2 separate regions of the Homo sapiens genome follow, and region 2 is linked to region 1. The links are chromatin loops, found by intact Hi-C in ENCODE. Cell type or tissue: CD4-positive, alpha-beta T cell. All regions are shown on one strand. Links, peaks and the distances in the headings refer to the core of each region. The heading gives the core; the rest is flanking DNA.

Region 1 (12,286 bases), core at 2,921-10,920:
CTCTGACACAGCTGGAGCAGGAGGCTGGACTCAGGCTCAGATTTGGATCCCATGGTTTGATTTATTGCATCGGGTACTTGTTCCACACATGTTTTTCCTATGCCTGGGGATACCCCAGGCTGATTGTGGTTTTCTCTTTCTTTCTTCATGTATATTTGTGTGTGTGTATAGAGAAAGAAAGGGAGGGGGGGAAGAGGGAGAGAGAGAGAAAGGAAGGAAGGGAGGGATGAGAAAGAGAGAGAGAGTTCTGATTTTTGAGACAGTTAGTTGCAGGATCAAGGTTCTTACAGGCTGCTGAATAATTAAACAAGACTCTGGGATTTCACAAAGGTTTATTCCTTCCATGCAGGCACACATATGGCCAGCTTCAACCTCCATAGCCTGCAGCTGAGCCCCTACTATGTGCCAGGCACTTAATCCTTCGAAACCTCACAACTCCATACAGTAGGAGAGACTGCCCTTGTTTTAAGGACAAGGGAACCAAAGCTTAGAGGGATTACATGATTTGCCTCAGGGAGGCAAGTGGTTAGCAAGTGATGGAGTCTGGATCCAGATCCCAGCGTTTAATTCTAGCATTTGTTGCTGCCACACAAGCCCCTGTGCCCTCCCATCTTTAGTGAGAGCCTCCTTTGTACCAGGCACCAGGCTTTAGCAATGACTAACATGTGGTCTTCACCTTCTTAGAGCTGTGTTCATTTTTGTGTGGTGTCATTTGCCTTGTGGTCAGCTTTGCTAAAACTGATCAAACTCCAAGCTGTCTTCCAGGCCCACTCTTATGTTTTCTGTTGATTCTCTGACTTGAGCTTAGAGATCATATCAGCTGTTCCATGATCTCTTGTTTAGTGGAAGAAGAAACCAAGGTCCTGGGGGGTCAAGCAGCAAGCCCAAGGTCACCTAGCTAGTGGATAACTGAGCTGCAACTTGAATCCTTATCTCTTGTCTCTCAACTCAAGCTCTTTTCATCCTCCTGGGCTGCCATCATGCTACAAGCTGTCTTTCTCCGTGGAAACTTTTGGAACCACATCTCGTCATTTCAGCTGGAAGTAGCTTGGATGTAGGGAGCGGTCCTCCTCATTTCAGGCTGTGTTTGTATCTTTGTGATGCTCTCTTGCTTCCGGGGTGGAAACAGCTCACCAGGCCAAGAACCAGGAAATGCAGGTTCAGCTCATGAACCTCTTCCCTGATGCTGGCTTTCAGGTATCTTGTGTCCTCGTCCAAGCCACTCCTGGCACGGACACAGGGACAAACGTGGAAGGGGAGTTAGAAGTCACCCACCTTACAGGTGAGACACTGAGGCCAGAAGGGATAGAAGTGACTAAGCCAAGCATAGGCAGCAGGGTGTAGCTACAGTTTTGAGGGTCCTCCTGCCTTTTCCTGTGTGTCAGAAAGCAGAAGAAAGAGAACATGGATCCTCATGAAATAGGGAGGCAGATGCCAGCTCATTCGAGGAAGCGCATCCGCTAATGCTCAGTGTTGTCTGAATTGGGAGAAGATTGCCTTGAGAGTAGTGAGCTCCTGTGGTAGGAGTCAGCGAAATAGAGGCTGCCTGAGCTCCCCAAGGGCGGGTGGGGCAAAGATCAGATTGAAGGGGCTCAATGGCTTCCGTGCCTATCCCAAAGAGCCCATGACCTCAGGATCTAAGACTCCTGGCTTCCCATCTGGGAGAGTGGGAGAGCAGGAAAGGAGGAGGGTGGTGGGGCAGGGGAGTGGCTTTCACTGATAGAAAAGACCCAAAGAGCTCTTATTATTGGCCATCAGCCAAAGGTTTTGTAGGGTGTTGCCTGAAATGTAGGTCTGGGCCCCCAGAGGGGCTGTCTAACTAGATGAAAGGCCACAGCACTTAGAGGATGGTACGGAACCTCCTTCTGGGGAAACGAGCCCAGGAAATGGGTGGGGATTGTCCCAGACACTCAGCTGGAATTGATGGGGCAGATGAAAGCTCAGGAAATGGCCCATCACTCAGTTCTGGGCGGCAACTTGGACATCTTCATGGACCAAGGGCTGTAGACCTCCTCATCCTGGGGACCTTGGAGGGTGGGACCCAGGGAGGTCTCTTTTAGTATGCAAAGCAGATCTGGCCCTTCCTCTCAACAGCTGTGTCTGTGGGCAAGTTGCTTGGCACTCTGAGTAGGTTTTTGCATCCTGAGTGGGTTTTTGCATCCGTGTACCAAGGATAGTGACTCCTCCCTCCTGGGCTTGTAAGTACTCCGTGAGAGCAGGTATGTGATGTTCCTAATACAAAGCAGGGGGAGGAAGTAGTTTGGATCCCACATCTTGATTCACTGAGTGGGGTAGTTACCCTTCACAGTCTCCTCCTCAGCTTGGGGCCAGCCCACACTGAATGTGGTTTCCTCTTTTTGTGTGTCTGTGTGTGTGTGTGTATGCATGCATGTGTACATGCATGTGTGTGTACCTGTGTGCACATGGCAGTTACCTGCCTTTCATTGACCCTGAGGTTCATATCCACTTTGAGGAGCCCAAAGCTCTCTCTCAGACCTGTGCCATATGCCGAGATTTTCTAGGACCCAGCCAGACACCAGTATACCTGGGCAGACCACAGGGAGTGCTGATGGGGTGCATCTCTCATACTGGTAGGGATGGGGTGGGGGTAGTGCCCCTGGAAAATCAAATAATGATGCAAATTTCAGAAAATAAAATAAAATAAAATAATTAGAATTCTATTCATTTTAATTTTATCTCCCACAGATTGTCTGAAGTGTTTGATATCTGATGTTACCTCTATACGAGAACATAGGATAGGTCTGGGTCGGACCACAGTGAACCAGCTGGTCAGTTACTTTCTTTAACTGTCTCTAGATCTTCTCAAAGAGCTCCTTCACTTCCAGATTGGCTGCTGCCCGAAAAACTTGAGAGTCACTGAGAGCCACTGCTCCAGAGAAAGATTACTCTTCAGGAGCAGGGAAACCTGGGATCCGGGTGTGGCTCTCTACTAACCCACCTTTGACCAGCAGCCTCATCTCACTGGGCCTCAGTTTCCCAGTCATGTTTGGGGTACAACCACGCCTGCCCCCATCCTACCTGACAGGGCTGATACAGGCTCAAGAGTGTGATGGGTGTGGAAGAGCTTCCTGAAATGCCAGCTCGATATGTTCCGATGGGTTTTGCATGAGTGAATTCTACAATGGCAGGGCACACACTCCGTGCAAGTCTTATGCTAGGCTTGCGGACCCAGAGATAAGCGGGACCTAACCTTTGTCTCCAGGAGCTCGCAGTCTGTTCTTTTTTCTGGAAGCTGACTTCCATTCTGTGTGGCTTTTGTGCCCGGTCAGCATACACTGTACTCACCAGTGAAGTTCTGGTGGTGGCGTTCTCACCGCACTCTCCTCCCTTCCTCCCCTCATGCTCTCCCCTTCTCCCTGCCTGCAAGCTGCTTCTGTAGGAACATGAGTGGGACAGGCTTCCAGACACCGTCTCATCCAGATGGCAGTGGAGGCCACTGAGGCTCAGAGGAGTGAATGACTGACCAAGACCTGTTTACCTGCCTGTTTTGTTGGTTTTTAAAAACACCTTTCCAAGAGTTAATGTACACTGATTCTTAATATGTGGGACATATAATATAAAAATTTCATACTGAATAAATGATATTTATTAAGCCAAAAAAGGAAAAAGATGAGGTGTTTTGGCTATATTACTTGAAATACAAACATGCAGGTTTCATCACTGAAAAAAATAGTCTCAATTGTGTTTCTTCATGGAGAACATCAACTGAACCTGGAATTTCCTCACACCTTCTTTAGAAAGAAAACACAACAAAACAAAAACCCAGGAAGAAATTAACTAAAAGCTTTTTGGCCACTGAGACAGCAGGGACGGTACAGCAGGATGCTGAGGGGCACACTGACTAGCAGCAGGTCACACAGCCTTGGCTCACTTTTTGCAGGTCACCAACTTGCTAACTTGTGATTCTGTAAAAGGGGGAACCTGCAGCCTGCGGGAAGCCAGAGGGTATGTGCAATGCACCATGTCCTATGCATATACGCACAATACTGTATGTGCACATGTATATGTCACATGTACACAGGTACGGGGCCGCTGTTCCCAGGGCAGGATCAGGAAAGATACCTGATCCAGTGCCCAGCACAGCCATTTCTGAACCATATAGATATTATTCCATGAAAACACACAGAAGAGTCTTCTCTAACAGCTGAGACCCCTTTTTAGGATGATGATGATGGTGATTTTGTTTACCATTCACTGAGTGTCTGATACGTGACGCTGGAGACCGGGGCTGGCACTGTCAAGTGAGAGAGACAGATTATAAACATAATAAACAGTAGGATTCTGGTTCAAGATGACTGACTGGAGACATCAGACACCCACCCCCTCCAGAACGGAGAACCCACATTATGAGGAGACAATCACGCTGGGGACCCAGAGGGGCCCTGCCCTCCATGAGCCTCCAGGCTGGGAGACAGAGACAGGTCTCCCCTTCAAGGATAGTAATAATGGCAAATGTTTCCATCCCCCTTGCCCTGTGCAGGCATATGTACATGTACCTGTGGCAGTGCAGCAGCAGCAGAATTCATTTTTCTCCCAGCAATTGCAAAGCAGAGACCAGAGAAGCACAGCACTTGAGTGGCCCAGAGCAGTCCCTGTGTCGCTAAGGGACTCTGGCTGGGAGGAACAGCTGGCCTGGCCCTGGAATTTCACCGCTTGCTGAGGCTCAGCAATGGTCCTGGAGGGCCCTTCCCACACCCTCAGGAACCAGCACCTGGAGGGCGACTCCTTGTCTTCCTCAGCCTGTGCAGGCCAGAGCAGGACCGACTTGCCTGGGGCCTTCTTGCCCTTTGCTAAGGGAATACCTGGTCCTGGTCCCTGGCTTTCCTCAAAGACTCTCTCATCGAGTTCTTCCACAGAGGGCACTCACTGGAGACCTGTGGGCCTTATATGGGCTGTGGGCAAGTTTTATTTGACCAGAATTTTTTTCAATAATTTCAATAGCTGCCAGTATTGAAATGTTGGGTGTTTTCACGTTAAAAGCAAACAAACAATAAAATCCTGACCTTTCTTGGAAACTTGGGAAAGCTGACCACAGGAGGCCGGGTTCCTGCACCAGCACGTCTCTGGAGTGGTCGGTGGAAGCCTTGCTGCCCTTTAGCTGAGGGCACGTTTCCCGTGGGCCCTGCCCAGCCAGCCTCACACGTTTCATTACTTGCCTGGCCCTGTGGCATTTGTGTGTGTGACCCATGCCCAACTCTGTCTTTATTTTATAGGTGGGAAAACAGGAGCGGTTTAAAAGTTGTGAAAATTGGAGCTCTGAGAGCCTCCATCTTTTTTCTTTTCAAGCAGCTCCAGGCCCTGTTGGTCAAAAACAGCTGGACCCACAGGAGATGCTGGACCCCACCACATACCCACCATGGGATGCACCCCACCCCCTCAACCATGGCATTTTCTCAAATTAAAGATTCCAGGCAGGCTGGGGCTTATTTTCCACCCAGTGTCTAGGGCATATTTTCTCCTTCAAGTCATTACAAGTTCTACATCTCCAGCAACCCAGGGTCTTGAAGGCAAAGCCTGCTTTTCCCGACAGCCCCAGAGTGCTCAGACGCGAGGTTTCCTCTGTTCAGTTTCCATATGCCCCACTCTCGCCTTTGGTCTGGGTGCAGCTTGTCAACATTAAATAACCACCTCTTGCGGTTCTCTCATAACAATTCCTTAGATCTTGGAAGCCTGGCTGTGGAGCTCTGCATATGTATAGATCTAATTTTCACACAACAGGCTGCTTAGCAGATGGGGACCCAGACCAGCCTCCAACGTTTAGCTGAGAGCTAAGACGTGGGAAACTAGGTGGCTTTTAACCAGCCCCTATTGCTGCCAGCACTCAACCTTACAGAATTTTCATAGAGGGGAAAGAAACTCAACCCCCACCCCCAACAACAACAACAACAAAAAACGAACAACAACAGACACACACACACTCACACACACACACACACACAACCAACAAAACCACAATTTTCCTTGCTCCCCCAAACCAGATGGCAGATGGTATGGAACCAATAAAACACAGATTCAAACATTTGTTTATTTAACATTGAATGTAATATGGCTTTGTGGTCCCTTGCAAGGAAACACCAACCTTCCAACCAAAGAAATGACAGATTTCAGTCAAACCTCAGGGCAGCGTTTGGAGGAGCTACCCCTCAGGAGGCCCATGCAAAGAGGGGCCAGGGAGAATTAAACACTGGACTGGAAGCCTCTTGGCCTGGTTTCCTCTCTGGCTGAAAAGCTAGGTCTTCGGAAGTGCTGACTGACACTCCATTTCTGTTGCTTGCCTTTTGTTGATGTTCAGTTCCAAAGGCAGCCAGCCACATGAAGAATGTTTCTGCCTGCTTTCTGAAACAGCTGTGGAAGATGTGACTCTGGGCTGCCAATGCAAAAGAGCATGAGAAAAAGGCTTGAGCAGTTGAGAAAAGGCTCTTTCTTGGCGCCTTGGGTCTGTAATGTCAGAGAATGTGACTTTGCTATGCAATGTGGTTCCCCTTTTGCTTTGGCTTCCAAGACACACAGAGCTAAATTATATGTTCAGTTGAAATAACTATCTCTACTAGTTAAGATTCTTTTGGTTACAAGTGGCAGGAACCTGGCCCAAATTATTTTTTTAAAGAAGATAATTGATCAGGTCAAGTAAGTGCAGATGGCTTCAGAGATGGCTGGTTTCACCGTGGATTCAGTGTTACTAGGGCTTCCCTTTCTAGGTCTTAGACACACTGTCTCCACACGCCAGCCATGGTAGCCCCAAATCACCCCAAACTCACATCTGGGAAGATGTGAGCAGCCCCAGGAGAAGAACGAGTCTCTTCCACCAGCTCTGCCAGCAAAGTCGTGTTGGAGGAACCTGACTGGTCCTGCTTGGAGCATAGGCTCACCTTCAAACCAATCACAGTGACTGAGACTTGGTGTACTCAGCCTGGCCAAACCTGGGCCATGTGACTATCCCTATAGGTGCAAAGAGGGGCAAGACTAACTTGACCCTGAACACATGGAATATATTTCTTATAGAAAATATGAGGAGGAGGAAGGAGAACTATGCAAATAAATAAGCCTGGGATTCTGGCATAGCTTTTCCTTCTCCTGCCCTAATTCATATTTGTCTTCTAAAATGATTTTTAAACATGTATCTTTCGTGTAAGCAATTCCAAAATTATTAAAAATAAGAGTAATCCATGATGAATGAATGAATTAATGAATAAACAAGTGAAAGATTGAGTAGTCTCTAGAATGTGCTGCTTAGGGTGGTTCCTTTGTAAAATTGTACAATCATTATTCAGATTGCCAGAGCCAGAGGGAGCTGTAGAGCTCTACCTGTTCATAATACTTGGGTTATAGATGAGATCATGGAGGCCCAGAGTGGAGGTACATCACCCAAAGCCTGGTAAAAATCATCTGCACAGCCTGGAACCCAGAGCCCTGATATCAGGCCTGGGGCTCTTCCTGTCCCATATCTGTCTCTTGCCTCTCATCTTCCTAAGTCCTTCTCCCTGGGCTGGCTTCCACTTTCGGGCCCTTATTCTGGAGTCTTGCTATGAGTTGCCTGGCAAAAATTTCTTGCTAGTATATTAACTTATAAGAGTGAAACTGAATTTCCCAGGGCTGTTTGGGCCTTCTAGATCCCCCAAAATGCATCTTTAACAATGATCTCTGTATTGGTTTGTTAATTGTTAAGTAACAAATTACCACAAAGGTAGCAACTTAAAATAGCACATACAAATATCTTCTCTCAGTTTTCATGTGTTGGGTTACCAGACATAGCTTAGCTGAATCCTCTGTACAGTCTCACAAAGCTGCAATCAAAGTGTTTACTGATGCATTCTCATCAGGAGGCTCAACTGGGGAATTCCACTTCCAAGCTCACTCAAGTTGTTGGTTGAATTCATTTCATTTCCCTGTGGCTGTATGACTGAGGGCCCCAGCTTTTTGCTGGCTGTGGGCTGGAGGCTGCCTTCAAGTTAACCTCACAATTCCTTGCCACATGAGATTCCTCAACATGACTGCTTACCTCCTCAAGCTAGCAAGGAGAATCTCTCATCCAGAGAATCTCTCAACTCTGTCATCATGGAGTTTTATATAAAGCAACATAATCATGAGATTGACATCCTATTACCTTGCCATACAACGTAATCGAATCATGAGAGTGGCATCCATCACCTTTACCATATTCTGTTGGTTAAAAGCAAGTCACAGATTCTGCCAGGGGCGAGAATTATTAGGGTGAACTTAGGGTCTCCCTCCACAATCTCAGGTCTTGGTGACTCACCTGTAATGTACTCATAACTCTATAACAGGAAGCCCCTACTCCATGCCAGGCAGCACACTGGTCTTTACACATGGCTGAGTGGAAGTGATGGACCTACAGACAGATAATGGCCAGACAGTAAGGTCAAGGCTGAAGGCTGTGTGTTTGAAGGGTTTGTGCATCACAGAGGATACAGCCTCTTCTTAAACTGGGAAGGCAGGGAGTTAACACTGGCACAGGCTTGATGGGTGAATAGGAAATTGACAGGAAGACAAAAAGGGTGGCAGAGAAGGTCATGATGTGGAGGTAAAAGAGCGAGATGAGTCTGGGGAGCTGCAAGTAATCCAGTTTGATTGATGTTAAAAGCCCTTGGGTCATGGGGCAAAGCCAGATCACTGAGGGACCTAGAAGCCAGGTTTAGAAGTGTGTCTTCCTGCTGTGACCTGAGACAGCCACCGTGAGGTTATAATAGGGGAATTTGGGAAGTGGCATGATGGGCTTGGGCTCCAGGGAGTGAGAAGCTCCAAGTAGGACCCTGAGCAAGGCAGTGCCTATGGGGATGAGAACAGCCTGGCTTGTCTGTGCTAACAAGAAGTCCACTCTCCCCCTAAAATATTCCAGGGAAGGCAGACCTTCTGAGAGAAGTTTCAGGCAGCTGGGCTGTCAGAATGATGAGTTCTGCAGACCAGCAGCTGAATGAAAGAAGAAAAATGTCCCAACAAGCCCCGTTTCACTGCCCTTGACCTTGCAGTAGAGCTCTAAGTGCAAAATCTGTCATCTATTAATCTGCTAGAAGTTGACAAAAGGGACTTTGATCAGGGGTTGTTTTTTCTCCCCTTCTTAAGTTTCCTGATGACACATAATAGCCCATTTCAGCCGTAGGCCCGGAAGCACGGCCATCATTCTTTTGCTCACTTCAACCCCAGTGGCCTCCTCCCCTCTGTGGCTTTCCCCCATCCCCTGCCCTGATATTAATTGGCCTGTAAGTGGTTACATGTGTTTCTTTTTATGTGTCAGTTGGAACCCGTTATTTGAACTTCACAGCTATTTGGGAACACAGAAAGGATTCTCTGGGCCCGAGTTGGAAAATGGAACCATCTAGAACATGTCACATTTGCTTCTACCTCCTGTTTTTTTTTTTTTTTTTCTTCCTCTATGCCTTGAGGTCTTGATATCTCCCACCCTCACTCCTATTCTATCTCCACTCCTCTGAGTTAGGTCTACCCTAACTTTTTAGACCATGGACATTCACAGCCAGGAGGGACCTTAGGGAGCCTACAAACTTTTCTTCTACAATCTATAGCTTCTTGTTTTAAAGTTAGAGAAACTGAAGCCTAAGAGAGGAAAGCAATTTTTTTTTAATGAAAGTAACATCTGTTTCAGGTCTATTAGGTACAGGTTTCTTACATGTGTTCTCTCATTTTATCCTCAAAATAACTGAGTTAGGAATCACATTGCCATTTTTCAGATGATGAAATGGAGACTCCTGGAGACAAAGCAGAAAGGATGCTTGGGGCGGATTGCCTAGGATTATATTCCATCTCCAGCACTTACCAGCTGTGTGATCTTGGGCAAGTGGTTTACCTTCTCTGTGCTTCAAGTTGCTGGTCAGTAATGGGGCTAACAAAAGTGGCTACTTCAAAATGTTATTATGAGGATTAAATTAAATGATTTTTGGGTACCTAGAACAGTGTCTGGTACACAGAAAGCACTTGTTAAATGTTAGCTGCTGCTGCTCTGAGAGGCAGTGCAGTGCAGCACAGTGGTTTAGCACACTGCTTCTGGAATGAGATGTTCTTGGTTTGAATCTCAGCACACCAGTTACTAGCTATATGAACTTGGGTAAATTACTTATGTTCTCAGTGACTAGTCTCATCTACAAAATAGGAATATTCCTGATGATTGGTTCCTCAGTGAAATGGTTAGCTTCCCACATTATTACCTTGCAGTGAGTTCTGCCAACTGAAAAGCCCTTTTCAACCCTATGGAGCTTTTCATCAGATCTTTAGTGACCCATTTTAAACGTGAGTAGACTTCAAAAAATTACAAGTTACATCATCACAGAGATGAGAAGATATTGCATCTAAGAAAATAAAAATGAATGTAAAAAGAAAGAGTGGGGATCAAATGAGAATAAGACAGAGCTCTTGAAAATTAAAATTAATAGTCCAAAAAAAACCTTAAAAAATAACACATTTGATAGATGAGGAGAATGCTCAGAAAGTAAAACAAAAAGATAAACAGATTGGAAATAGGAAAGAAAGATAAGAAAATTGGAGGATCCATCAAGGATATCCAGCATCCAAAAAGTTAAACGTCCCAAAAAGAGAAAAATGGAGAAAACAAGGGGAAGAAAATATTCAAGGAAAAATACAAAAATAAAATTCCCACAACTGAAGCCATGAGCTTACTTATCGGAATCTACCACATGCTAAACACAGCAAATGACAAAAAGATCCACATCGAGGCAAATTATTAGGAAATTTCAGAATACCATAGATCAAGAAAAAATATCAAAAGCTTCCAGAAAAGAAAAACGAAAAGCAAATAAAAACAAAAACATATATAAAAGATCAGGGTACAGGATGGCGTTGGATTCCTCAACAGTGGCTCAGGAGGCTGACTGAGGCTGTAGAATTCTATACCCAGCCAAACTATTAATTGAGTGTGAGCTTCTCAGCAGCAACACTGAAAACTACAAGCAAAGAAGCAGTATCTTTAAAATTCTGAAGAAAAGTGACTTGTGAAATAGAATTTATGCCCAGCCAAATAGCAACCCACAAGAGCGCTAAAGAATTTTTTAAATGACAGTCCCCCCACATTTTCCTTGCATTCTCCTTGTCTCAGGATGCTGCTGGAGGGACTGTTCTGCTAAAATGAGGCGGTCAACCAAGAAAGAGGAAGACATAGAATCTGCAAAGCAGATGACCTGGTGGAGGAAAAACTGAAGGGATATTAGGATTGTGTGGAGAGATGCTAGGTTTGCAGCAGGGCCCAGGCACAGAGCACCATCTCTTCCTGTCAACAAGGCCCCACTGTACTGTCGCTGGTGCTGTGGATCCCCTGAAAGCAGACTGACTCTCATTCCAGCCCCATCTGTCTTCCCCAGCTACCTCACCCACTGCAGCTCCAAGGCCAGTCTCCTTGCACACCCTCCACAGGGCACATGGAGACTTCTGGAGTCCTCCATGCATCACAGGAATTGAGGAAGACTCTGGCATTCTGTCATCTGCTGTGTTGGTTTAAATGCCCCAGCCCAGTTGCCTCATCTTTTAAAAAGGATAATAATTAGCACCAATGTCACAAGGCCAATGTGAGAGTTTATATTTGCAAAGCACTTAGAATGACATCTGTCACATAGTAATGCAATATCGGTATTTGTTAAAATACATTATGTAATGATGTGAAGGTGAAATAGTAGTAGGCTAGAAATGTGTCACTTTAAACTTTAAAAGCTATGGCAAGTTCATCATCTCCCATTGGTCATGTATACCTAGACACTCCCAAATGGACCTTCCTAAAAGCACTTCAACTTGTGATGCCAGTGCAAGTCTGGCCACATTGATTCCTGCTGAACATAGGTTAGTGATTCCTCCTTGCTCTGTGGAAGAGGTCAGGGTTCTATTCTCAGGCCACTAGGATCTGCTCTGCTGTCCCCTCCAGAGTCACCTTGAACCAACCCTTCCTTCCCACTTGTCCTCCAGCTCTGGAAACTTTCTTCAGCATCCTTTCATAAACTGTGCTCCCTCTTGCTTCAAGACCTTCACCCAAGCTATTCCTTGTGTCTGCGTGGCTCCTCCTGCCACTATCTTCTCCTTCCTTTAGCCAGCTCCTGCTCACCCCTTGAATCTTGTCTGGGTTATCATTTTTTGCAAAGAAGTCTTCCCCAGACCCAAAAGAGATGATAAATCCCGTGATGCATTCTCATCCATGTTACGTTTAATTCTTACATTCAGCATGACCTGCAATTGTTTGGGTCATCCATCCATCCATCCATCCATCCAACAAATGCTTATTGAATGTCTATTG
Region 2 (12,286 bases), core at 2,006-10,005, 810 kb after region 1:
GTGTAAAATGAAAAGGAAGGTGGTTCAGGAGCAGGCCCAGAGGGTTCCAACCATTAAAAGTAGGTTGGAAGAAGAGAATCCCTAAAGGAAGCTAGGAAGAATTAATCAGATGTGAAGAAGGTAAAGCAAGAGAAAGGAGAAAGAAGGCAGTGTTTGGTGATGTGGAATGTTGCTGAGATATCAAGAAAGTTGAAGACTGAGTATCGCTCCTTGGATTCAATAAAGCAATTGATAGTACTGGTAATGAAGATTGAATCAAATTGAAGAGGACAGTCAGTCTGTCAGTCAGAAAGTCAAATAATGTTATTAAACATGAGCCTGTGCCAAGCATATTTTTGGATACCACAAATACAACGGGAAAGAGATAGACACAGCCTTGCTCTCCAGAAGCCTATATTCTCATGAGAGGGAAGGAAGAAAGAGCAAACTTGGCTGCCGAAGGGAAGGATCTGTAAGAGAGATGAGCTTAGCTATAGAGGAAAGGGAGTAGGCAATGAAGTGAGTTTCTAAGATGAAACCGAACATGTGTGGAAGATGTGGCCATTGCCAGGAAGAGGGGACACTTTCTCCACCCCAGCAAGATGGAAGAAGAAAGTGATGAATGCAGACAGACCTTTGCCAAGATGGCTCAGGAAGCTGGGAGGGTTTCCTTCTTGCCAGATTTTTCTATCTATAAAAGAGATGGGGGGTGTCCATTAGCTGAGGGTATAGGGGGTGGAATTTGAGGATGAGTGGTGAAGGAATGTAATGGCTATTTTGGAGAAGAGGGTGCAATGAGCTAACTGAAATACATCATGAGACTTCCAGGAATTGTTGAGAATCCCAAGTGCATTGGTGATTTGTGAGTTTATTATGATGCCAACAGGACCAGTGGTGAGAGTTTCTGCAGCAACTCTTAGCCACCCAAAGGCAGCCTCAGAACAGTAGTGTTGGTCAGCTTCATCTGGAACTGAAGTTTAGCCAGGCACATGCATTAGGACAAAGGGGCTAGGACACTCAGGGTATTCGTCAGAGAGTCATCGCAAGGGGGGGACAAAATAATCGAGTGTAGATCAGGAGAGATGGGCAACATAGGGTCAACAGGAGGAAATTTGGGAGAGGGTCTGTAGGTCAGAGGTCTTGATGAGGTTGAAGAACAGTTGCACTGAAGAAGCCTGAGCAGGTAAGCTGGAAGATTAGTCAAGGTTGGCTAGAGCATCTGAACTAGTGATTTTGGAGATCATGTGGTTTGGGATGATGACACTGACTCCTCTATGACCTGACCCTAGGAGTGGCTGGATGAGGTGGGAGTGACAAGTAGATCACTGGGGTCCAAGAATGAACAAGTCAGAGTGTTGGCTGGGCCACCCATGTAGAGGCTACAATTGCCTGTGATGGTAGGAGCTGATGGGGAGAGACTGATCCAGGACCTGCTGGGCAATCGCAGAAAACAGCTGGTGGGCTGGTGGGTGATCCCAAGGTGGAGAAGGACAGAGCCACATGGCAGAAGTCTTGAAGGAGGGGGGCTTTTTACAAGACACAAGGAGGCACAGTGGAGACAAAAAGAAAGCAGCTCCACTGGATCGAAGAGAATGCCCACACTTCATTCACTCCATGGCTGCAGGGAGATGGTGTCCTTGAGAACAGCCCAGCCTCAGTTAAGGATGGGATGGGGGCCATAGATGGGATTCTCTGGGAAGCAGACTGGGACAGGGTTTAGTGTTCAGGGTGTTTATTAAGAAATATTCTTGAGTTCAACACCTAAGGGTGTGATGGGGAGGAAGCAGCATCGGGCAGAGAGAGAAGTAGAGCTGGGATGCAGGCCCTTGGCTAACCCCACAGGGAGCTCTGGAGGGAAAATGGTCCATCCATCAGAGTTGTCCTGCACTGAACCAAAATAACCAGGTTTTTATACCTTCACATTGATTAGACATCGGACATGGCATGCCCTTGGGCAAGGCAGCTCTCTGCAGCTAAGGTGGTCCTCCAAGGGGGCTAACGGCTAAAGGCAGGCCACTGGCCACCCTGCCAGCTGCTGGGGCAACAAGTCCCTCCTTGGTGGAGAATCTGGGTGGTGCATCTGCATGTCCCCCTGCAAGTAATGAAGGGAGTCGTCTGTCCACTGAGCAGAAGCCCTGAGGCCCAGTCAGAGGGTGTGAGGTTTGGGAAGGAGAAGAGTGGGTACTGTCATGTGTGAGTAGTTGAACACAGTTCTAGAGCACTTCAGAAGCACAGCCCCCAGAGCTAGCAAAGCCGGGGGTGGCTGGAGCATGGCAGACAGGAAGTGAACAGACTTAGACTGCAGCCCACATTCTGCCACTAATTAGTTGTGTGACCTTGAGCAGGTCCCTTGACCTCTCTGGCCTTAGACTCCTGAACAGATAAATGAGAGGAAGAGAGAACCTAGACAATCTCTGAGGTGTATTCGGAGCCAATCTAAAGGAATCTCTCAACCTAGAAGGAAATCACTGGGGTGGGGAAGATTCTGAAGCCTGTTTTCCCCTCCCAGAAGGTCCCAAAAGGCAATCCAGGGCCACCCAGGGTGCTCACTGTGCCCAAGCCTGCCACTCCCCGCTGCTCCCACTCTCTCAGGCTCTAGCTGCAAATTGGTTCACATGATGAATGCAAGCTGCCTGAATCACTCATAGGATGGCTTGAGAAAAAGCAATTAAATGCTTTCTTAATTGTAGGATGGCAAGAGGTTAATGAGTTACTATAAAAACCAGTCCCTACCATCTGGTGGCTGTCACCAAAGCCCACATGCAGGGAGAGATCCCAATTTGTAAGACAGAACAACAGGATCACTCCAAGTCAAGAGAAGGGATGCAGGCATGAGGTGCTGAGGCTGGGGGCCCCGAGCTCCAGAGCCCAGTTAGCATGTCCCTGGCAGTCCCAAGTCCTAGCTGCAAGGCGGTTCAAAACCAAGATGGAGGAAAACACAGACAGGGAGCCAAACATTTATCAGTTCAGACCCCGTTTTTCTCTAAGATCCAGCTTTTGCAAGGGATGGCCCTGACAGCCACTTTGCTCAGCATGAGCCAGGAGAAGGAGAGAGAAAAGTGACAGACTAAGGGAGAGCCCGGCCAAGCTGAGAGAGGGACGGACAGAGGCAGGGACTGGCAGGCCCGACGAAGACAAAAGACAAAACAGCCCAGACAGACAAGAGACAAACGGAAAGGAGGAGAATTGAAATGCTCAGAGATGAAAACAGACGGTGACAAGTTGTGAACTTGAGAAGCAGATGAAAGGGCAGGTAATTTTCTACAATCAGAGACAGGAAAAAAACTTCTGAGGGTTTTGCTTTGTTCTGTGCAAACGTCCCTTCAGTATTCCTCAGCCCTCTGCGTCATCAAGAGAAATGGCCCTTCTCCCTCGGTGGATGTGAAGAGGAAATATAGAGCAGGTAAGCCCCTCCTCTGCACACAACCACCATATGCACACATACACACCTTTGAGGACAAAGCAGGTCTAGGTCTCTCTCTTTTTTTTTTTTTTTGCCCATGCCCCAGAGTAAACAAACAAACAAAAAACAGGGATCTACAGCTGGAAGATTCCAGCATCTCCCTCTTCCACATTATCTTGAGTCTTCAATTTTCTTTCTCCTCCCTCCTACTCCAGTCCATTTGGCCAACTCCCTTCTCAGGAGACTGCCCCTGTGGTACTGGGAAGAGAAGTTGGACCAATAATCCATTCATTTTACGAGAGATTAGAGATTCCCCTAAAATCTGTATGAGAACTTAGGAAGAGGGTTGCTGGTGTTGCAAAATAAAATGAGAGTTTGAAATTCCTGATCTACACTCTGTATTCAACCAGTATAAGAGTTGACCATAATTGTCTCTTTAATTTCCAACAATATTCCAGAATCCCAGGGCTGTGTTGGGCCAGCCTCACCTATCCAGCTGGGTTCTCTGGGGACTCATGTCACCTCAGCCTCCCAGCAGAGGTATGCCAGGTCTTTGAAAAGCTGCCTGATTCTGGTGTCAGCAGCAGCCAGGGTCCAGCAGCTGCACAGCAGCAGTGCCAGTAGGCGGCATCCAGGACCCAGCAGGGTGCCAGCAACGGTGTCCTCACTGGCCTGTTCTGGGATATGATTCTGCCTTTTGTTCCTGTACTTTTGAAGGCCTGAGTGCTCCTCTTTCTGGTGATTCTGTGAGCCACTCAGTAGCTTTTCTGCTTCAAAACAAAAAGAGCCAGCATGCACACACATGCACTCATGCCAAGAGCAAGAAAGAGAGACGGAGACTGGAGGAGAGGGAGAAGTTGAGAGAGAGAGAGAGAGATGGAGAGATGCAGAGATGGAGAGAGAGAGACAGAAACAAATGGAGAGAGACAGAGACAAAGAGACTGGAGAGAGAGACACATAGAGACAGAGACAGAAGGAGAGAGAGACACAGAGATAGAGACAGAAACAAATGGAGAGAGAGACAGAGACAAATGGAGACACAGAGAGATGCAGAGACAGAGACAGATGGAGAGACAGGGACAGAGACAGATGGAGAGAGAGACAGACACAGATGGAGAGAGATAGAAACAAATGGAGAGAGATAGAGATAGAAACAGATGGAGAGAGACAGAGAGATAGAGACAGGGGCAGACAGGTGGAGAGAGATGGGGAGAGACAAGAAAGACAGAGGCAGAGACGGAGAAAATAAGACCCTAGTTCTTAAAACTCAGTCATTAAGTCATGGGCACTGGTCTCAACCCCTCATCTGCTTCCTCTGGACTGAGCCTCCTCTCCCAGCCACACTCCTTGGAGGCCCCGCCAGGTCAGACTTTGAGTTTTGTCCTCTGGCTTTACATTTCACTTCTCAGGCTGCAACCAATACCAATACCAATACCCCCTGCTCCTATTAGCAGCCTCCCTCCTACTGCTGCTCCACACCTCCCCTGACACCGCATGCCTGTGTGCACACACACACAACAGTACACACAGCAACTCGCACACACACCACAGCACACACATAGCTCACACACACACAGAACACACAACTTGCACACAAACAGCTCACACACACACCACAGTGCACACACACAGCACAGCACACATAACTTACAAACACACCACAGCACACACACAGCAGCTCTCACACACACACACCACAGCACACACAATAGCTCACACACACGCCGCAGCACACACACAAACCACAGCACACAAACACTACAGCACACACACACACAGCACATACACCACAGCGCACACACACAACAGCACATACACGACAGTGCACATGCACAACAGCACACACACAATAGTTCACACACACAGCATACACACACCAGTGCACACACATACCACAGCGCACACACACACCACACACAGCACATACACACCACAGCATACACACAATAGCTCACACACACCAGTCCATACACACACACGCCACAGCACACACACCACAGTCCACACAAACAGCACATACACAGCAGCTCACATATACCACAGTATGCACAATAGCCCATGCACACCACAGCACACACACAACACATACACTCTACGACACACATACACACAACACACACCCCTCCCCCCACCTACACACAAACATACACTCTTATTTTTGCCCCTGTTCCATCTGGCATTTTCTGGAAGTCATTGCTGGAAGTTGACGCGTTCCACCCTCCAGTCCAGGCTGCCTGTGTTCCGTCCTCCACAGCAAGCCTGCGGGTGCAGGAAATGAGAGGCCACAGGGTTGTGGGCTGGAGACAGAAGGGGAGGGAGGGGAAGGCAAGCAGTAGTCTGAGTCTGAGCTGTCACGTGGAGACAAATCAAATGCCACCGCAGAGTTTACTCGAGTTTAAAACATGGGAAATGAGCACCCCAAACATTGGACCCAAAGATTTTCCTCTCAGTTACCACTTTTGAGGAGTAATTTCCACCCAAGTGTGGCGTATGCACAGCCAGGTGTCACTGCCAAGCCATTTGATGCCCCCGAATTCCTTTTGAGGCACCACCTGCCTTTCTTCTTTGGCGCAAGCTGGGTGCTGCTTTGTGAAGAAGGCAGCTCAGATGTCTCTTGGAATGAATACATCAGAGGAAAGAGTTCAGTTAGAGGACTGATCCTGAACATTTCAGTGAATTTCAGTAAGCTCAACCCCGTGAGAAAACACTCAAACAGAATAAGCCACCCACAGATGAGTCTAAAACAAAATATAAACAAATGCAAGATGCCGGGGAACATTCTGTGTACACCAGTGTCAGGGAGCTCAAGGTAAAAGACAGCTGGCTGCCGAGAGGTGAAGTTAAAATGCGTGTGTCCCCTAGACGTAGCTCCCTCAGTGACTTGCCATGGGTGGCTGCTACCACTCCTCTCAACCCTGGTCCTAACCACCCAATCACAAGTTCACACCGGTCAGATACCCAGGGCTGGCTGCTGTTGATGCGACTCCCTCTGACATCCTCTGGCGTGGCAGGTGAGGACTGGGGCCCTGGAGTAAGAAGGCTTGAGGTTTGAATCCTGGCACCATTGCCTGGGGACCAGCCTGCCTTCTCTGTGTGCCCGCTTAAATGGGGATAGGAACCGTAACTCTCACCATATTCTTAAGGGGATTAGGTAAGTTGATCTGTATGAAGGTGTATCAGCCCAGGTTCAACCAAAGAATAGAACCAGTAGGAGATATAGATTAAGAGATTTATCTCAGGCGATCGGCTTATGCAATTGTGGATCTGGCTAAGCAAGTCTGGAATCTGTAGGGCAGCCCATCAGGAAAGGCAGGCTAGAACTCTCAGGCATAGGCTGAAGCCACCGTCCACAAGTAGAATTTCTTCTCCTTCACGGAAGCCTCGGTTCTACTCTTAAGGCCTTTCCATTGATTGAATCAAGCCCACTCAGATTGTCTAGAATAATTCCTTTTATGTAAAGTCACTGACTTTGGACTTTAATGGCTTCTATAAAAGACCTTCACAGCAACACCTACATGAGTGTTTAAATAACTGGAGACCCTGGCCAGGGCAAGGTGACATGTAAGACTGACTGTCACAGAAGGATTAGCACAATGGCTGGCTCATGGTAATTATCCACTCAATAAAGCTCAGCTGTGATTTTTTTTTTTTTTTTTTTTTTTTGAGGATTCTAAAGCATTCACTGATGAAGTTGACAAAATAAGTCAAGCATTTCCCCTTTTTAGTTCTCATCATACATGGCCAATAGCGCCCTCTTCCTCACTTCCAAAATCGTTCCAACTTCTTTGGAATTCCTCAGTTCCAAAGAAGGCTGAAGGCTCATCCCAAGAAGCCAAAAGGAAGGTGACTTATTTTTCAGACATTCTCAGCCACATTTCCTGAACACACTGTGCCAGACTAGCACCACGGTTACAGATACAGATGCAGGTACATGTTGGTCCCCACCCTCCTGGATCCTGGGTGCAGGGTCCCACTCTCCTTCTGTTCTCTTCCTTGACCAGATGCCTCCCGCTGGGCCTACTGCAGTACCCAGGGCCTCCTCCTACAGCTGTCCCACAAAGGCTCTGGACCAAAGGAGACAGACAGGTAGAAATCCAGCCCATGCTCTGATTGGTGCATCTGCCCAGAGGGCCACCTTTTCTCATCACTCAGAGGAGCCATGAAAGCTAGTGATGGCCAGTGCAATGCCTGCATGGCATAGCTGAATTTCTACTGGGTCCTGACTCTGCTTGTCTTTGAGAAACAGGATGCCTGCAATAAAAAGTTCCCTTTGTAACCAGACCAACTGAGAGTGGTTAGAGCCAAGATAGCCCACCCTCAGGCTTCATTCTAATCTCATCTCCTTGCTAAATGATGCTCCCACCAGTGCCATGACAGGTTGACAATCACCATGACAATGACTGGAAGAAGCCATCAAAGGACAAAAAGGAAGGCAGCCCTTCAGCTCCAAGGCAGTTCACCACCCAATTCCAGAAAATATGGGAATATTCCTCCCCTGGCTTTTAACATCCAACTCCTTCATGAGAGAAAATCCTATATTCTCACCCCTTCACCCCTCACTTGTTGAGAGGTCGATTTGTGAGCCAGGCTCCCGCTCCTCCAATTCCATGGCCATTGAATCAGTCCCGCACTGCTTGACACTCACTTTCGGCTTTGTGTATATTGGCTTCATGACACCAAACAGGGAAAGACCCCATCTTTCGGAGGACCAGCTTTGTCCCCTGGCAGCACATATAACCACAGACCATTCTCCTACTGACAGAAGGGGGCTCCTCCAGGAGGCCACATTCTCTTTAAAAGGGAACGTCCCATTTCCAGCCACAGGGTTCACATGTGATGCAGTGAAGAGCATCTCTCAGCCTCCCAAAGCAATTCTCAATTCTCATCTACAGGGCCTCCTAAGCACCGATCTTGGTGGCCACTGCCCTCCCTTGCACATCCCCAATTCCCCCATCCTGTTTCTTCCCAAGTCTCAGAGAAGTGATGCTCTGCCCTGTGGCCATGGTCATCCCACACCTGCACCTGAGCCTGAAGCTGGTCTGCTCACAGGCATGGGGATAGCGCCCACTAACCTAGGATGAACCAGTCCCCAGATCCATGACGAGCCTCCTAGTCTACCTTCGTTCCATTCACATTTGCCCCGATGAATCCATAAGGCCCCAGGAAGTCCCCCATGCCCTTTCCGGAGCCTGACTTGGGTTATGGCAAACCTGGGGTCCAGTCCCAGTTCTCCTAACTTACTAGTTATAAGAGCTTGGCGAAGTCAATTAACCTTTCTGAGCTTGAATTCCTCCTCTACAAAATAAGGATGATCATAAAATTCACTCCAAGGAGCTGCCATGAGAAACAAGTGAAATATTGCAGAAGAACCGCCTGACAGCCAGCCACGGTGGTTCACACCTGTAAACTCAGCACTTTGAGAAGCCGAGGCAGGCAGATCACCTGAGGTCAGGAGTTCGAGACCAGGCTGGCCAACATGGTGAAAGCCCATCTCTACTAAAAATACAAAAATTACCCCGGCATGGTAGCACATGCCTGTAGTCCCAGCTACTCGGGAGGCTGAGACAGGAGAATCGCTTGAGCCCGGGAATCAGAGGTTACGGTAAGCCAAGATCACGCCACTGTACTCCAGCTTAGGCAACAGAGTGACACTCCATCTCAAAATTAGAAAAAAAAAAAGAAAGAAAAAAAAAAAAAAGAGCTGCCTGACACATGGTATCCAATCTGTCTCCTGCCTGCCCAGCCTCTCTGGCTGATCTCGCTGCCTACCCTTCCTCCAACCTTATCTTTATCAGGTATGTGAAACCCACACTGAACCCATCTGACTTTATGATATCCTAGCTCCAGCCAAGTTCACCCCCCTTTGCCTCACCATGGCATTGGGTAAAAGAATGTGTTTGGCCTGGCATCTGGTGGGGAAGGCTTCCAGTAAGCAAAGCTTGAATTCAGAGTTAGGATCAAAGTGGGGAACATGGAGAGTTTTATCACAGGAACTCATTTCATGGGAGAATGAGAAGTAGGTGTAGTCTCCCCACTCCCCCGTCTCTTCTCCTGCCTCCAACAATATGGGGGTGGTGTAGAGGACCCCAGTCTGTAGGGAACCCACGCACAGGAGGAAGCACTTTGCCACCTGCCAAGCACTGTATCAATGTTCATCATGATTAGAACTTAATTCCTGCCAGCTCCTTGTAAACACAGCCCTCTAGGGAGGATGGAGCTGGCTCTTCCCACCTGGCCTTGGAGAAATCTGCTTCTCTTCAGAATCTGAGCACAGCAGCTAAAGAACTTCCTTCCAGATGTGGAACCGTCAGGACCCTCACCCCCTTCTGCTGCAGAAAGGTCTAATCTGGGCAGGTTTTGAAATCTCAGCACTGCTGAGATCTGGGGCTGGATGATTCTTTGTGGTAGAGGGACTTTGTGTGCATTGCAGGATGTTCAGCAGCATCCCTGGCCTCTGCTCACTAGATACCAGTAGCACTCCCTCCCCAGTTGTAACAACCAAAAGCATTTCCAGACATTATAAAATGGGGAGCAATGACCTTTGACTGAGAACCACTGGCCTAGGCCTGTCCAAGCTGCTTTACATGGCTCTCATGGCCCACTGTGGCGTGGCCACTGCCTTCCAGCTTCAGCACTTACCTCTGTGGCCAGGTTGTGCTGAACTACTCTGAGCTTCCAGCAGCATGCGCCAGACAGTCCACAGAGCCCCAGGTGCCTGCCATGCCCGGAGCATCCCTGTGTGTCAAGCGGCTATAGATCTCGTGGCCACCAGCAAATGGACCAGGATCTCCACCCTGGACTTGCCTCCTATGTCATCCCCTAATCAAGTCAGGGCACTTCAATTGTATGGTGACTCCCCATCCCTGACCAGGGTTGCTCTCTGGGTTTGGAGGATTGGAGCAGGATGTCATGGAAACAGGATACTGGGAAGAAAACCAGGAGAGAAGCAAATGCAGCATGGATGGCATGGGAGGCAGAAGCTTCCTAGAATCGACAAGATGGCCAGTCCACCCCATCAGCCCCTTCCACATTGTCTACAGAGGCAATAGGCCACTTTTTCAATCACGCATTTTGTTGTTGTTCTTGTTGTTTGAGTCAGGGTCTCACTCTGTTGACCAGGCTAGGGTACAGTGGCATGATCATAGCTCACTGCAGCCTTGGTGATTTATCTACCACTATATAGTAACTCAGCTCTGCTTCCAAACTGAGATTTTTGTTTCTGGCATAAACTGGGTGTTATTTTTCAAGGATGTATTCTTATCACCAGATGGGGTCATTTTCTATTTTATTCAAGTCAATCGATAATGAAAAATAAATAAAAACAAAGGACTGAGAAGGCCGTTTTCTTTTTTAAATCTCACTACTTTTTTGGAAGAAACTAATCTATTCCCACTTCCCCTCCAGTCATCACCACCAAATTAATCTTTTTATTTTTTTGATAATGTAGACATATATATAAATAATATAGGTTATATACATTCACATATATTTTAACCAAAATGCAGTTATGCTACATCTTGCTGCAATTTGCTGTTTTATCACTTAACATTTAAACTTTATCTGTGACCCTTTCCAAGTGGGTGCCTCAGGAAACCCACTGCCTCATTCTAATGCCAGCTCTGACTTCTCACAGCTGTGTGACCTCGTGCAGGCTAATAACCTTTCTGGGCCTCTTGTGCATCATGTGGATGACAACATTGCCTACTTCATAAAGTTGTTGAGAGGGTTAAATGAGGTGACATATATAAAACACTCACATCAGTGCCCAGCACAAGACAAATGCTCGGAAAACAGCTCTTACTACACAAGTCTACCTCATTTCTTTCAGAGACTAGAATTTCATTGCCTAGATATTCCTTAATTTATCTGACCCATGTTCTTTGATGGAAATTTAAACTTTTAGAAACTTGGCTCTTAAAATAAGCAGTAATACAGTGAATATCCTTGGACATATATCTTTATACATTTATGCTACAATTTTTGGAGGGTAAATTTCTGGAGGAGAGACCGCCAGATTATTCAGTAAGCACATTTTAGGTTGATACGTCTTTTACTAAATTTCCCTTCGAAGGTGTGTGGCACTTTACCAGCAGTGTGTGTGTGTTGTGTTCATTTCTTCATTCTCACCAGTTCTTTTTAACTGGACAAGCAAAAACTAATGCTGCATTGCTGTTTTCATTTACATTTCTTTAGGCATTAGTGAGGCTATCTTGTAATTGTTTCCTCTTTAATGAAGTGGTTGTATATAACGTGTGTGTGTGTGTGTGTATGTGTGTGTGTTGCCCACTTGTCCATTTTTGCTGTTTCTGATCAATTTGAAGGAATACATTCTATAGTGTGGACATTCACAGTTTTCCTGCTAGAATATGTAGCAAATACTTTCTCCCAGACTGTAATTTATGTTTTGATTTATTTAAGGTACCTTTGACAATACAGTTTGGGTTTTTTTCTTTTTAGGTGGTCCAATCTGCCAAACTTTTCTATTGTGGTTTCTGGGTTTGGTGTTAGATTAAGAAAGGCCTGGTCGGGCGCAGTGGCTCACACCTGTAATCCCAGCACTTCGGGAGGCCGAGGCGGGTGGATCACCTGAGGTCAGGAGTTCGAGACCAGCCTGGCCAACATGGTGAAACTCCGTCTCTACTATAAATACCAAAAATTAGCAGGGCGTGGTGGCAGGCGCCTGTAATCCCAGCTACTCAGGAGGCTGAGCAGGAGAATTGCTTGAACCTGAGAAGCAGAGGTTGCAGTGAGCTGAGATCACACCATTGCACTCCAGCCTGGGCAACAAGAGCAAAACTCCGTCTCAAAAAAAAAAAAAAGAAAGTCCTTTTCCCCACCACTACCCTCCCAAAACACACACACACACACACACACATATACAGTTTGTTAATAATTTTAATGTGC

What was found. A loop is a pair of places that touch in the nucleus more often than their neighbours do. Peaks named below come from ENCODE experiments on the same cell type or tissue, not always from the same donor. Only the 100,000 strongest peaks of a DNase experiment are listed, where the experiment ranks them.
Region 2: a loop joins it to region 1, with 2.3 times the contacts of the local background. A loop is called at or near these places in 2 of 110 quality-filtered maps.

The regions. Positions count from the first base shown.
Region 1 is chr15:69,742,653-69,754,938 of GRCh38, forward strand. LOC107984788 (a long non-coding RNA gene) reads left to right here and starts at 9,297. Exons shown (of 3, transcript XR_001751592.3): 1 at 9,297-9,864. In CD4-positive, alpha-beta T cell, for the core only: CTCF peaks have their summits at 7,250 and 7,449; a DNase peak (open chromatin) is centred at 7,329; H3K27me3 peaks cover 553 bases.
Region 2 is chr15:70,553,699-70,565,984 of GRCh38, forward strand. No RefSeq gene overlaps it. Among named protein-coding and RNA genes, the nearest start is that of LINC02204, 27 kb to the right of the region's middle. In CD4-positive, alpha-beta T cell, for the core only: no CTCF peak of the experiment used is centred there; DNase peaks (open chromatin) are centred at 3,283 and 5,683; H3K4me3 peaks cover 2,488 bases; H3K27ac peaks cover 312 bases.